3 separate regions of the Homo sapiens genome follow, and regions 1 and 2 are each linked to region 3. A link is an interaction called in ENCODE POLR2A ChIA-PET data of the cell type or tissue named here. Cell type or tissue: PC-3. All regions are shown on one strand.

Region 1 (4,000 bases), 370 kb before region 3:
AAAGAGTTGCACAGATATACTTTAGAGATATATGAAGACACCACATTAAAAGAGATTAGTTCTTGATTTTTCATCAGGAAGACATATTTACCAAATGCTTTAAAAGGCAAAAAAGCTCAGGCGTGGTGGCTCACGCCTATAATCCCAGCCCTTTGGGAGGCCAAGGCAGGCAGATCACCTGAGGTCAGGAGTTTGAGACCAGCCTGGCCAACATGGTGAAACCCCGTCTCTACTAAAAATACAAAAATTAGCCGGGCATAGTGGCACACGCCTCAGCTACTTGGGAGGCTGAGGCAGAAGAATCGCTTGAACCTGGGAGGCAGAGGGTGCAGTGAGCCAAGATCGCACTAGTGCACTCAGCCTGGGCGACAAGAGCAAGACTCCATTTCAAAAAATAAAAATAAAAATGAAAAAAAAAAAAATTAAAAAAAGCAAAAGAACATTCTAGATAGCACTGTCCAATAGATCTTTTCACAATGATGGAAATGTTCTATATCTGCATTAATCAAAATAATAGCCACTGGCCACATATGGCTATTTAAATTTAAATTTATTTAATGTAAATACAATTTAAAAATCCAACTCTTTGACTGTACTAGCCACATTTCAAGTTCTGTTCCTGTGTGTGTTCCCAGTTTAGGAACAGAACTTGAAATGTGGCTAGTACAGATTACCTCTGTTAGTACATTTATTACATCATATTATAATTCTCTGTTCAGTTTCAACTGTGATATAAGGACTAAGAAATATGCAATTCTCTACTTCAGTACTAAGCAGGATCGGTACACTACAGGCACATAATAAATGTTAGAATGAGGATAAGTGAATAGATGGATGGATGAAAGAATCACTAAGCCTCTGGTCTGTTCTCACATTTACTTCCCAGAGGCCTTGCTCTCAGAATCGCTATGTCATTTACACCAAACTTTAAAACCAAATGAATCCTATGATTATAATAATATCAATAAAGATCAAAATGAGACTTAGATATTGTTGATGGTGATGGTAACGATAAAAATCAATAATCTTCTCATGAGAATGCTGTATTCTTGCCTCTCAGTAACATTGTTCTCTATCAGTTCCCAAACATTTTGGTAAGAAAGCTGTTTTCTTGTTTTTCATGTGTTTTTCCCTATAAATTCAGTAAGTTTCTAGATGCCCAAGCTCCTTCTCCCAAAGGTGTCCTAGAGACCAAACCTGAACTTTGAAGCCAGGGGCCAAAAACTTTCTCTATAAAAGGCCAGAGAATAAATATTTTAGGCACTGCAGGACGCACAGTCTCTGTCGCACCCACTCATCTCTGCTGAAAGCAGCCATAGACAGAAAAACAAGTTCACAATGGCTGTATTCCAATAAAGCTATAGTTGTGGACACTGAAATCTGAATTTCATATAATTCCCTTTTTTTTCTTTTCTTTTTTTTTTTTTTTTTTTGAGACAGAGTCTCGCTCTGTCGCCCAGGCTGGAGTGCAGTGGCGTGATCTCAGCTCACTGCAAGCTCCGCCTCCCAGGTTCACACCATTCTCCTGCCTCAGCCTCCCGAGTAGCTGGGACTACAGGCGCACGCCACCATGCCCGGCTAATATAATTTTCATGTTTCATGAAATATTATTCGTCTTTTGATCTTTCCCCAACCATTAAAAAATGTAACAATTTTCTTGGCTCCTCAGTACTATAGAAACAAGCTTCGGGGTTTGGCCCATGGGTTTACAACTGCCAACTTCCATTCTAAGGCCTGTTTCCTGATCATGTGCTTCCCACTAAAAGTTTCAGGTCACAGAGTCATAGAGATATCCTGAATCTAACAGAAACTAATTGCTTATTGTATACAACAGATATTCAATAGCTCTACAGTCCAGCAGTTCCAGAGGCCAACCAGGAGCCACACCAGGAAGTGTTGGTTTGGGGACGGGGAATGGTGGAGATGAGAGCTATCCTTTATTCACCCACCTACCCCTGGTGGCAGCTCCAGCTGTGGTCACCATCAGCTGAGCAGACAGATGAAGCCTCAGCTGGTCTCAAGATCCTTTTATAAACCAGTTTTGTCCAGACTTCTATTAGTCAAAATCCTGATCTACATAAGAGTTTCTGCAAGCCCATTAATTATGCCTTTGATCTGCAGTTACATTATCTTCAATTAAGCATTAATATATTGTGTGTGAACTGACACCGTGTCATGCAAAATGGTGAGGCCTCTGGAATACGTTTCCAAAGCCAGCCTTAGAAATAGAGCTGCGTAGGCAGCGAAATATTTATTTTCAAATTCATCTGTGTACATTTTCAAAATTACTGCTCTCTAAATTTTCTTTGAAATGTCTGACCTGCTGTTCATAAGTCAAAAAATATAATCTCTCTTTTGTAGGAATCCAATTGGTAAATTGTGTTAAAAAAAATATTAGACTGCCTACTGCCATTAGATGGTGGGTATCTGGGCCTCACACGGTTGGTCTTACCTTAAAGAAAAACTGCCTTAATTGCCATGTGGCCCTCATGGAACATGCTGTAGTAAGGTGATTTTGCCTTCATCAATTAATGGCCCCAAAATTCCAGAACAGTTGTAGAATGAAGAGGATTCTATTTGTTAAAAGCCAAATGATATGCTAATGTAAAACAGATAAAGAGGTAAGAGGCCCAGTTGGTCTTCCTAGTTCCACACTGGCAGTTTTTTCTTTCCATATTTTGCAGAATGAGCAAAGAAGGTATTTGTTTTTAAAATACTGGCAGAAGAAAGCTCCTAGATCAACACAGAGTCTACATTTTAAATAACATTTAGGCTGCTGAATGAGGTATGCCCTAAACTCCTAGAGACCAGGTGTGACACTGAGACATGGGCCAATTTCAACACTTACCTGAAAGGTATCCAAATCACTTTGGTCAGATATCAAGTTAGCGATCTGGTGAGACACAGTATTTCCCAATTTGGGCTGAGCTAGGAATATTGTAAAAATGGATGCATATTACAAAAAATGTGGCATAATCATTTCAAAGCAGAAGTGCATAAAATGTGTAGAGAAAAGGAGATGAACTGTACATTTTAAATCTCAAGGTAGACCTTCAATATACCAAATGGACCACCCATTTTTGTCACTCCCTGGACTTCTCAATAGGACTTTAAGATTAACAGGGTGGGTGGCCTACTTAATTCTTGTATTAGGATATTCAGCTTCCTGTCCAATGCTACATCCTGCATAAATTTACACAAAGGCAAAATCTAAGACTCCTGAGCTGGGATTTCCCAATATCTTCTGATGACTATAGATGGCTTGCATTGCTGAAATAAGGTCAGAGAGTTCATTTCTGCTACCCTAGAAGAAGGCTAGGGAATGAAGAAATGAGGAAAAAGCAGAATGAAATCAATACTAAGACTTTAAGTTGGAAATGTACTTAGCTGTCTTCTTGACTGGTGGTCTTCAAACATGGGTGGGCATAAAAAGCACTTATGAAGGTTTTTAAATATACACATGCTTGGGCCCCATCCTAAGATTCTCATTCAGAAGATAAGAGTTCCGGAGCCTAACTGTGAGTTTTAAAAGCTTTGATCCCTAGATCTTGATAAGGGTAATAATTACCTTAGTTCTGATGCACCCCTAGGATTGAAAACCACTGACTAGTCATTTATAGATAAGAAACTGAGACTTACAAATGTAAGTCACTTTGCCAAAATCCAACATGCTTGGGTTCAAAATACAAACAATGGAGGAAAATTATGTGAGCACCTGACTGGGCATCTTAGGAGGGCTCCATGTTGAAGCAGTCCCATTATGTCTTGGATTCAAGACAGAGCTGTATGCATTTTAGATACTGTAGATCTATATAACCAGTAAGATATTTCTCAGACAGATAGTAGTGAAGTGTTTTAATGTAATACAATCAGATATATTATGAAAATATTCAGAAGGACGAGAGTAAAGTGTCTTGAAAGGGTACCTTCCTCAATATCACACAAGTATGTGGTATAAGCCAACTGTAGCCCTGCCAGCTGTGGCCATTTTCCTGAATCT
Region 2 (4,000 bases), 110 kb before region 3:
CATATGATATTTAAAGGTTCCTTCCACCCTGTAATTCTATGTATTTGCTGTGTATCAAGTATAGTACCCGACGTGGTACATAAACATAGTTCACTTTCCCAGAGTTCTGTCTCCTTCTGAAACCAGCACTCTTTTCACCTACTTCCCATTGTTTTGTGTAGGTCAAAGGCCATCCATGCCTTTAGAGATGGACACATGACCCATCCTAGGCCAAGCAGGACCTCCCACCACCCCCAACTCACTCCTGCTCCAGCTCCAGTAAGTGTTTCACCGAAAGGCATGTGGCACACACCAGACCAATCACAGAAGCAGGAAGATCCAGATTCCATGACAGCTGCTAGAACTCTTAAGAAAAGATCTTTTCTGCTGGAGTTGCTACAAAAACAGACTCATGAAAGGTTATCCTGCCACAAACAGGGAATCGCCTCCGTGAATGAATCCAACAGGGAGCACAGCACAGCCAGAAGACTGCCACCAAGACTTAATGGCATGATCGGAACCTCCTGCTCCAGATTTCCCTGGAGCTAGTTCCACAATCTGACTTTTCAACATTATGAGCCAATTAATTCCCCTTTATGACTAAGCTGGTCACTCAGAACCAACAAGACCTAAAATATGGTGAGCTCAGTATTTTAAGGCACCGACACTTTAGAAGTGGGCTGTCTGCTCTTTGTGTTAACAAGGCAATATGAACACTTCAAACCTTTTAAGTCAAAATTGCTTATTTGTGGTCTCTTGAAACTGGCATTTATACATTTCTTCAAGCCTAATATTTTACTAATATTTGAAGGTCAAAGTCCTTGGCATACAGCTTATAAACCTATAATTCTACTGACTAAGTAACCAAAGGTCTTCTACTCTGTTAGCCAATGTTACCTTTCAGTACCCCAGATTCACCCTGGTAAATAAAAAGCCTTCCAGGTGAATGTTTCCAAGAACTAAAAGAACATTCTGAACTTGCTTGCTGGGAAAATGCCCAGGTACGGGACCAAAGCTTTGGGAGGGAGACCCTCTCACTTTTCACACAGGTGATTGAGCAGAACAAATCAATTATTAGGTGGTCAGAGGCTAATATGAAGTAAAATGAGGGCTAGAGAGATGAGGTTAATTAGAAAAATGTCCCAGAGAAAAATGACTCAAAGATCTAGAGAAAATGTCTTAACAGGCACATCCAACTGGAGATAGAAGAATGGCAATTAAGTGGTTGTCCTTGTTCCTAATCAAATTGCGACACACTTTTATTTCCCATAGCTCTTGTGTTAGCAAAAAGAAAGCATTTGAAGAAGTCTAGTAAGATCAAGCAGGGCCTATTAGATAGCATTGAAGTATAACAGCTCCACATGCAGTCCTAGAGTGAAAAGTTTATGTGAAAACAAAATAATGCCTGCAAGTCGATAACCCCAAGAATATGTGTGCGTGAGGAAGACTGCATGGCATAGTGATTAAGAACCAGGGTACGGCTGGGTGTGGTCACTCATGCCTGTAATCTCAGCACTTTGGGAGGCTGAAGGGGGTGGATCACCTGAGGTCAGGAGTTCGAGACCAGCCTGGCCAACATGGCAAAATCCTGTCTCTACCAAAAATACAAAAATTAGCCAGGCATGGTGGCATGCATCTTAGTCCCAGCTACTTGGGAGGCTGAGGCAGGAGAATCGCTGGAACCAGGGAGGTGGAGGTTGCAGTGAGCCGAGACTGCACCACTGCACTCCAACTTCAGCCTGGGCAACAGAGCGAGACTCCATCTCAAAAAAAAAAAAAAAAAAAAAAACACAACAGGCTACGAGGGGAAGGAATTTCTAGGTCCAGATCCTACTTTGCTCCATATAAGCAGAGGGCTCTGGGTGAGTCATTTAACTCACTATTCTTCAGCTTCCTCACCTGTAAAATGAATTTTTAGAATGATGATTACTTCACAGAGTTACTATGAGTTAATAAATATCAAAGGCTTAGAATCATGTCTGGCATACAGACAGTAAAGGTAGCTATTATAGGGTAGACCTTTCAAAAGCTAGAATGTTTCTCTTAAAAAACTGCTGTTTATTGAGATTTTTTAGGGTTAGATTTTTCATGAGTTTAGAAAATTCTACTTCCACCTCTCCCTACTTTTTAAGCATGCAGAATATTGGTGACAGCACGAAATGCAAGTTCTTCTAGGTACATACATACAGATAAACCTAAGAAGGTCTAAGCACCAATTATTCTAGGAGTAGAATCCCAAAGAAACTGCCAGGTTTAGGAAGTGAGTCAGGAGTGGGAGACTATTTTGTGTCACCATTAATGACTGGGGACAGATGTGGACAAAGACAGGACACAGGCTCTCCTGGTTGGAATACCCAGGGCAAAACCTTTACTGATCCCCTGGGAAAGCTGGCATTAAAAAATTCAGCCCTAGAGCATCTTAGCCAGAGTCACCTGGCACTGAGAGACTGCTGAACCAAATTGGACTCAGACGATGCAGCAAAATTTCAAAGCATTAAAGTAAAAACCCTCAGAAAGCTCCTAATCTTCCCCGCTGCTCCTCAGGCACCAGGGTATTGAGAAGAGGGCAGCACAAGGGCTGATCTAGGCCCTCAAGCATCCCGCGTAAACTGCCTGATCAAGTCTCATATTACACGGATCTGTTTCCCCTTTCACGAATTATTATTTTAGTTTCTGAAGTGATATTTGGAGACAGGGGTGTTATATATTTTTAGAGATGCAAAAAATCTGGGTGTTAGCCACTCTGAGGGTTATCATGAGTCTAACCAATGTTTTTTTTTCTGATTTATTCACTTACTTTGACTGAAACTTACTGGATTTCATCTTTTCCTTTCCTAAAAGGATATTAGTAACCACGTTTGATGCCTTAAACTATATTTTAATCATGTCCTTTTATTGTTAAGTTGCAAGAGTACAAGTTATGAATTAATAAAAGAAATGGCTATTTTAATTTCCTAGATAACCCTAGTTACTCCATAAGTCGTGTAAATAAGAGTATATGATTTCATAGATTTCATTCTTGTCCGCTAGAAAGTCATGTGATACAGAGTGAGACAGGTCCCTCTCTCTGCTTCAGCTTTTACATAAAAAATTCACAATGAACAACAAATGTCAACCACTGACATGGTGGAACAATATAGCAAAAATAATAGATCATCTTCTTCAAGCAGGTGGAAGAAATTGGTGTTAATAATGAAAGACATTTATATCTAACTCCTTTCAGACTATACAGACTTTGGTTTTCTATCAAAAGAGAAGTGATGTGAATTTTCAGGACCGACACATCAAGTATATTTTTTTAAAAAAAGAGAAGAGAATTGGGCTGGGCGCGGTGGTTCACGCCTGTAATCCCAGCACTTTGGGAGGCTGAGATGAGCGGATCACAAGATCAGGAGTTCAAAACCAGCCTAGCCAGCAAGGTGAAACCCCGTCTGTATTAAAAATACAAAAAAAAAAAAAAAATACTAGGGAGGCTGAGGCAGGAGAATCGCTTGAACCCAGGAGCGGAGGTTATGGTGAGCTGAGATTGCGCCACTGCGCTCCAGCCTGGGTGACAGAGCGAGACTCCGTCTCCAGAAAAAAAAAAAGAGAGAGAGAAGAGAATTTAAGGAAATTTAAGATGCCCTCTATTGCAAGGCAGGAGATCAAACCAGCTCTGATTAACTTAAAGGCAAAACATATCCCCAGCAAGAAGGCGTACAGACACTGCAGCACCCCAAACTCTCAATTTCCATGGTTTTCTGGATGTGGGTCAGGCTCCAGACACTGAGCCATTGCAGCGCTTGAGGTTTCTAGCATGTGCTACCTGAGACAGGTCATGAGCATCCAACAGTCAACGTGTCAACAACAAATATAAAACAGACTATCTCACTGCTTGCTTATTTTGTACTTTTTGAAGTTAATTCAGCACATGAAACATGAGCAAATATAATCGGGAATCAAGGTTCTTTGCCATCTTTGCCACCTCTAAAATGAACATCAGAAGAAAGCAGAAGATGAGTTTTATCAGTGGAGGTCCCCA
Region 3 (4,000 bases):
ATTCAAGCGATTCTCCTGCCTCAGCCTCTCGAGTAGCTGGTGACACAGCCACCTACCACCATGCCCCGCTAATTTTTGATTTTTTGGTTTTTTTCGTTTTTTTTTGTTGTTGTTGTTTTTGAGACAGAGTCTCACTCTGTCGCCCAGGCTGGAGTGCAGTGGCACAATCTCAGCTCACTGCAATCTCCGCCTCCCGAGTTCAAGGAATTCTCTTGCCTCAGCCTCCCAAGTAGCTGGGACTACAGGTGCACACCGCCAGGCTTGGCTAACTTTTTTTGTATTTTAGTATACACGGGGTTTTACCGTGTTGCCCAGGCTGGTCATAAACTCCTGAGCTCAGGCAATCTGCCTGCCTTGGCCTCCCAAAGTGCTGGGATTACAAGCGTGAGCTACCGCGCCTGGCCTAATTTTTCTAACCTAAAACAAAGAAAGGGAAAATAAGAGTCTTACATTATACACTGGTAGCTGAGAGAATTCATCATTCTGAGTGGCAACCATGTAAGCTTAGCAAAATTTGATTGTACACCGTATCTAGCTGAAAGAACAATGTGGAGAATTAAGCCAAATTCCCTTCTTAGAACTGTCTGATGGTGGTGCCTTTGACTGTCGGGAATAGCTCTGACAAGCTGAAGGGAAAAAAACAACCGGTACAGTTTTACAATAAAGAGATGGGCAATATCATCTAGGAATTTGTGACTGAAACCTAAATTCTTAGACGTTTTTGTTTGTTTGGTTGTAGAGAGAGGTTTGAGTTTTATCTTGGGGAAGTTAAAAAGACTTTGTCCATTCTTGAGTTTCATCAGTACGAGCTATAATAAAATGGTGCCTAAAAGTTATAAATCTCTTTGGAACTCTGTGTACAAAGCATATTATATGGTGGTGTGAGTCACACAGAACTCTCCATTTCAGTCACAATGGCTTTTGTTTCATATTAGAATAAAGTGGGTTGATGATCTTATTCTCATTCCGTGTAAAAAGTCAAACTAACATCACGTCTAAAAACACAGATCGACGAATTACCCAGAAACGAGTGTTCAAGGAGATCTCATGCAACATAGTAAGTGTACGGTAGATTCTGCAGGGTTATGACATCAGTTTTAAATGAGCCATGATCGTATCACTGTGTTCCAGCCTGGGCGACAGAATGAGACCCTGTCTCAAAAAATCAAAAAGAAGAAAAACAAGAGGCCGGGCGTGGTGGCTCGTGCCTGTAATCCCAGCACTTTGGGAGGCCGAAGCGGGTGGATCACAAGGTCAGGAGTTCAAGACCAGCCTGGCCAAGATGATGAAACCCCGTCTCTACTAAAAAAACAAAAATTAGCAGGGCGTGGTGACAGGCGCCTGTAATCCCAGCTACTCAGGAGGCTGAGGCAGAGAACTGCTTGAACCTGGGAGGCAAAGGGTGCAGTGAGCCAAGATCGCGCCACTGCACTCCAGCCTGGGAAAAAGAGCGAGACTCTGTATCGAAGAAAAAAAAAAAAGAAGGAAAACAAGGTAACTGCTTACAGGGACCACAGGTCTCTGGTATCACAGTGTAAAGTTACCCCATCAAGAGAAGATTGGCAGGGCTTGGCATTCTAAGAAAGAGTGATTAACACTGAGAGAACTTAACCCTCCCCAGAAGAACTGACACTCCCTTTAGGCAGAGGGGAGAATCAAGGATACCTGAATGCTAACAAGGACGTCCCATAAAACTGGAACTATCACTACCTGGTGTTGATATTGTCTGCCTTAAATAGTTCACTAGTAGAGAAAGGAATTCACCAAGAGGAAGGCCTTACAGGACTGCACATAAACACTTGCCGCATAAAATCAGGAAACACTTCACTAATGCACTACTGGATAAAGCAAATTGCTCATTAAAATGAGACTCATCAGGGTAAAAAATGGGAATGCTAAACTGGCCTGGAAATGAAGTTATTTACCATTTTGTTTGAAAGGCGGGACAGAAGAAAAATGTGTAAACCTATTCGAGTCATGCAGTTGGAATCTGGTTACTCTGTTTAGATGTTCATGTCACAGAATCAGCTCAAGAATTTCTTGAGAAAAATAAAATAGGGTTCACTTCAAACAACACCTTCCACCTGCCTTCTGGAGTGCACTAGGCTTTTCAGAGGTACACTCAGCCTCACAGAATCACGTATCCATGATGGGCCAACTACACAGATAAAGTTCTCCTTCTTGGTAAGCTCCAGTCGCCGTTCAACTTTCTAAGACAGAATAAAATAAGTGAGAACCCATTCGTGTAAAGCTGAAATTTCACCAGGTGTCTTCAGCCAAAACCTCCGTAGAATTTAAAAATCAGTGAAGATGTGAGAGGGAAATCATTGCATCTATGTTAGAAATCTGGACTTGACTCAGAAGAAATTCCGTGTAACTCCATTGTATTCTAGTCATCCGATGAAGGAAAATTCAAACCAGCCACCGCCTTCAACATGTTTTTTATTTGTGTGTGATGTAGCTTCATCTGGTCCAGATTAAGGACCGCCACATATATATTGCTGACTTGAGTTTACTGCTGAACTTGGCCTAGCAGGCTGGTCACCCCAGGTCTTCTCTCGAAAACCAATGCTATGCCAAAGACAGCACCATGTATAAAACCACCTCCTACGCCCCATCAATCAACCAAATGTGCATTTTCACATGGAAGGTGCCTGCCTGCAAGGCCAGCAAATGACTTAAACCTTGGCAGGAAAGCCTCTCCTCTCTGTGATTGTCATTCTCAGACCTCCGAACTTGTCAAGGAGGCCAAGCATGGTGGCTCACACCTGTAATTCCAGCACTTTGGGAGGCTGAGGCAGGCAGATTGCTTAAGGTCAGGAGTTCGAGACTAGCCTCAGCAACATGGTGAAACCCCGACTCTACTAAAAATACAAAAAGTTAGCTGGGCATGGTGGCATAGGCCTATAATCCCAGCTACTCAGGAGGCTGAGGCACGAGAATTGCTTGAACCCGGGAGGCGGAGGTTGCAGTGAGCTGAGATCACACCACTGCTGGGTGACACAGTAAGACACTGTCTCAAAAAAAAAAAAAAAAAAAAAAAAAACTCACCAAGGGGGAATATACCCACCACAGGTCACCTTTGGAAAACAGCTCACACCTACCACATGGCTATGGGTTCAGGAAAATTCAGGGCCCTGCTGGCAGGGAAGACATCCCACACTAAGGAGCTGTATGCAACAGGCTCTCCCAATTGCCTGACATGAATGGTGATGCTGAGATTCTCTGGGCTGGGGTCTCTCCCCAGGAGATATGAAGATAACTATAACAACTTCTACCTCACGGGGTGTTGTACTTTCAATTAATGCCTGTACCATGCTTTGTGGTCCCTGAATTAAAGGCACTGTTTAATGAAAGCAAGAAAGCAGCTACCAGGGTAACTATCATGACTGCGTCTTGACCCCAAACACAGCACAGTTCAATTAATCATGTCCTGGAGGTTTTGTCTGGCTACTCTTGGTTCTTGGCTAGGACCAAGAACAGCACCTGCAGAGGCATATATTTTGTAATAACGGAAGTATGGATGCTGGCCAAGAGGAAGACACTGGCAAGAGGGGATCCAGCCTGAACAGGATTGAGAGGTGGCATCAAATATACATTTCTGCAAAGGCTGAGTGTCCAGTTTACCAATCTGTAAATGAGGTACACTAATTAAGAAAACAGGCTACACATGGTGGCTCACGCTTCTATCCCAGCACTTTGGGAGGCCAAGGCAGGAGGACTGCTTAAGCTCAGGAGTTCAAGACCAACCTGGGCAACATAGGGAGACGCCATCTCTACAAGAAATTTAAAAATTAGCTGGGCGTGATGGCACATGCTGTGGTCCCAGCTACTTGGGAGTTGAAGTGGGCGGATCAACTGAGCCCGGGAGACGGAGGTTGCAGTGAGCCATAATCGTATCACTGCACTCCAGCCTGGGCGACAGAACGAGATCCTGTCTCAAAAAGAAGGAAAACAAGGTAACTGCCTACAGGTCTGCAAGTCGGGAGCAGGTGACCAG

The links. Peaks named below come from ENCODE experiments on the same cell type or tissue, not always from the same donor. Only the 100,000 strongest peaks of a DNase experiment are listed, where the experiment ranks them.
Region 1: POLR2A ChIA-PET joins it to region 3 with 32 read pairs; 2 of 35 experiments call an interaction of 5 or more read pairs at or near these places.
Region 2: POLR2A ChIA-PET joins it to region 3 with 15 read pairs; 3 of 35 experiments call an interaction of 5 or more read pairs at or near these places.

Annotation. Positions count from the first base shown.
Region 1 is chr3:71,092,865-71,096,864 of GRCh38, forward strand. All of the region lies in intron 7 of FOXP1 (forkhead box P1), which reads right to left. Among named protein-coding and RNA genes, the nearest start is that of FOXP1-AS1, 190 kb to the right of the region's middle. In PC-3, no CTCF peak of the experiment used is centred here; no DNase peak of the experiment used is centred here.
Region 2 is chr3:71,350,726-71,354,725 of GRCh38, forward strand. The region is part of intron 4 of FOXP1 (forkhead box P1); the gene reads right to left. It overlaps LOC124906248 (a long non-coding RNA gene), which reads left to right. Exons shown (of 4, transcript XR_007095957.1): 4 at 162-251. Among named protein-coding and RNA genes, the nearest start is that of FOXP1-AS1, 63 kb to the left of the region's middle. In PC-3, no CTCF peak of the experiment used is centred here; no DNase peak of the experiment used is centred here.
Region 3 is chr3:71,460,335-71,464,334 of GRCh38, forward strand. The region is part of intron 3 of FOXP1 (forkhead box P1); the gene reads right to left. Among named protein-coding and RNA genes, the nearest start is that of MIR1284, 80 kb to the right of the region's middle. In PC-3, no CTCF peak of the experiment used is centred here; DNase peaks (open chromatin) are centred at 1,637 and 1,967; H3K27ac peaks cover 1,031 bases.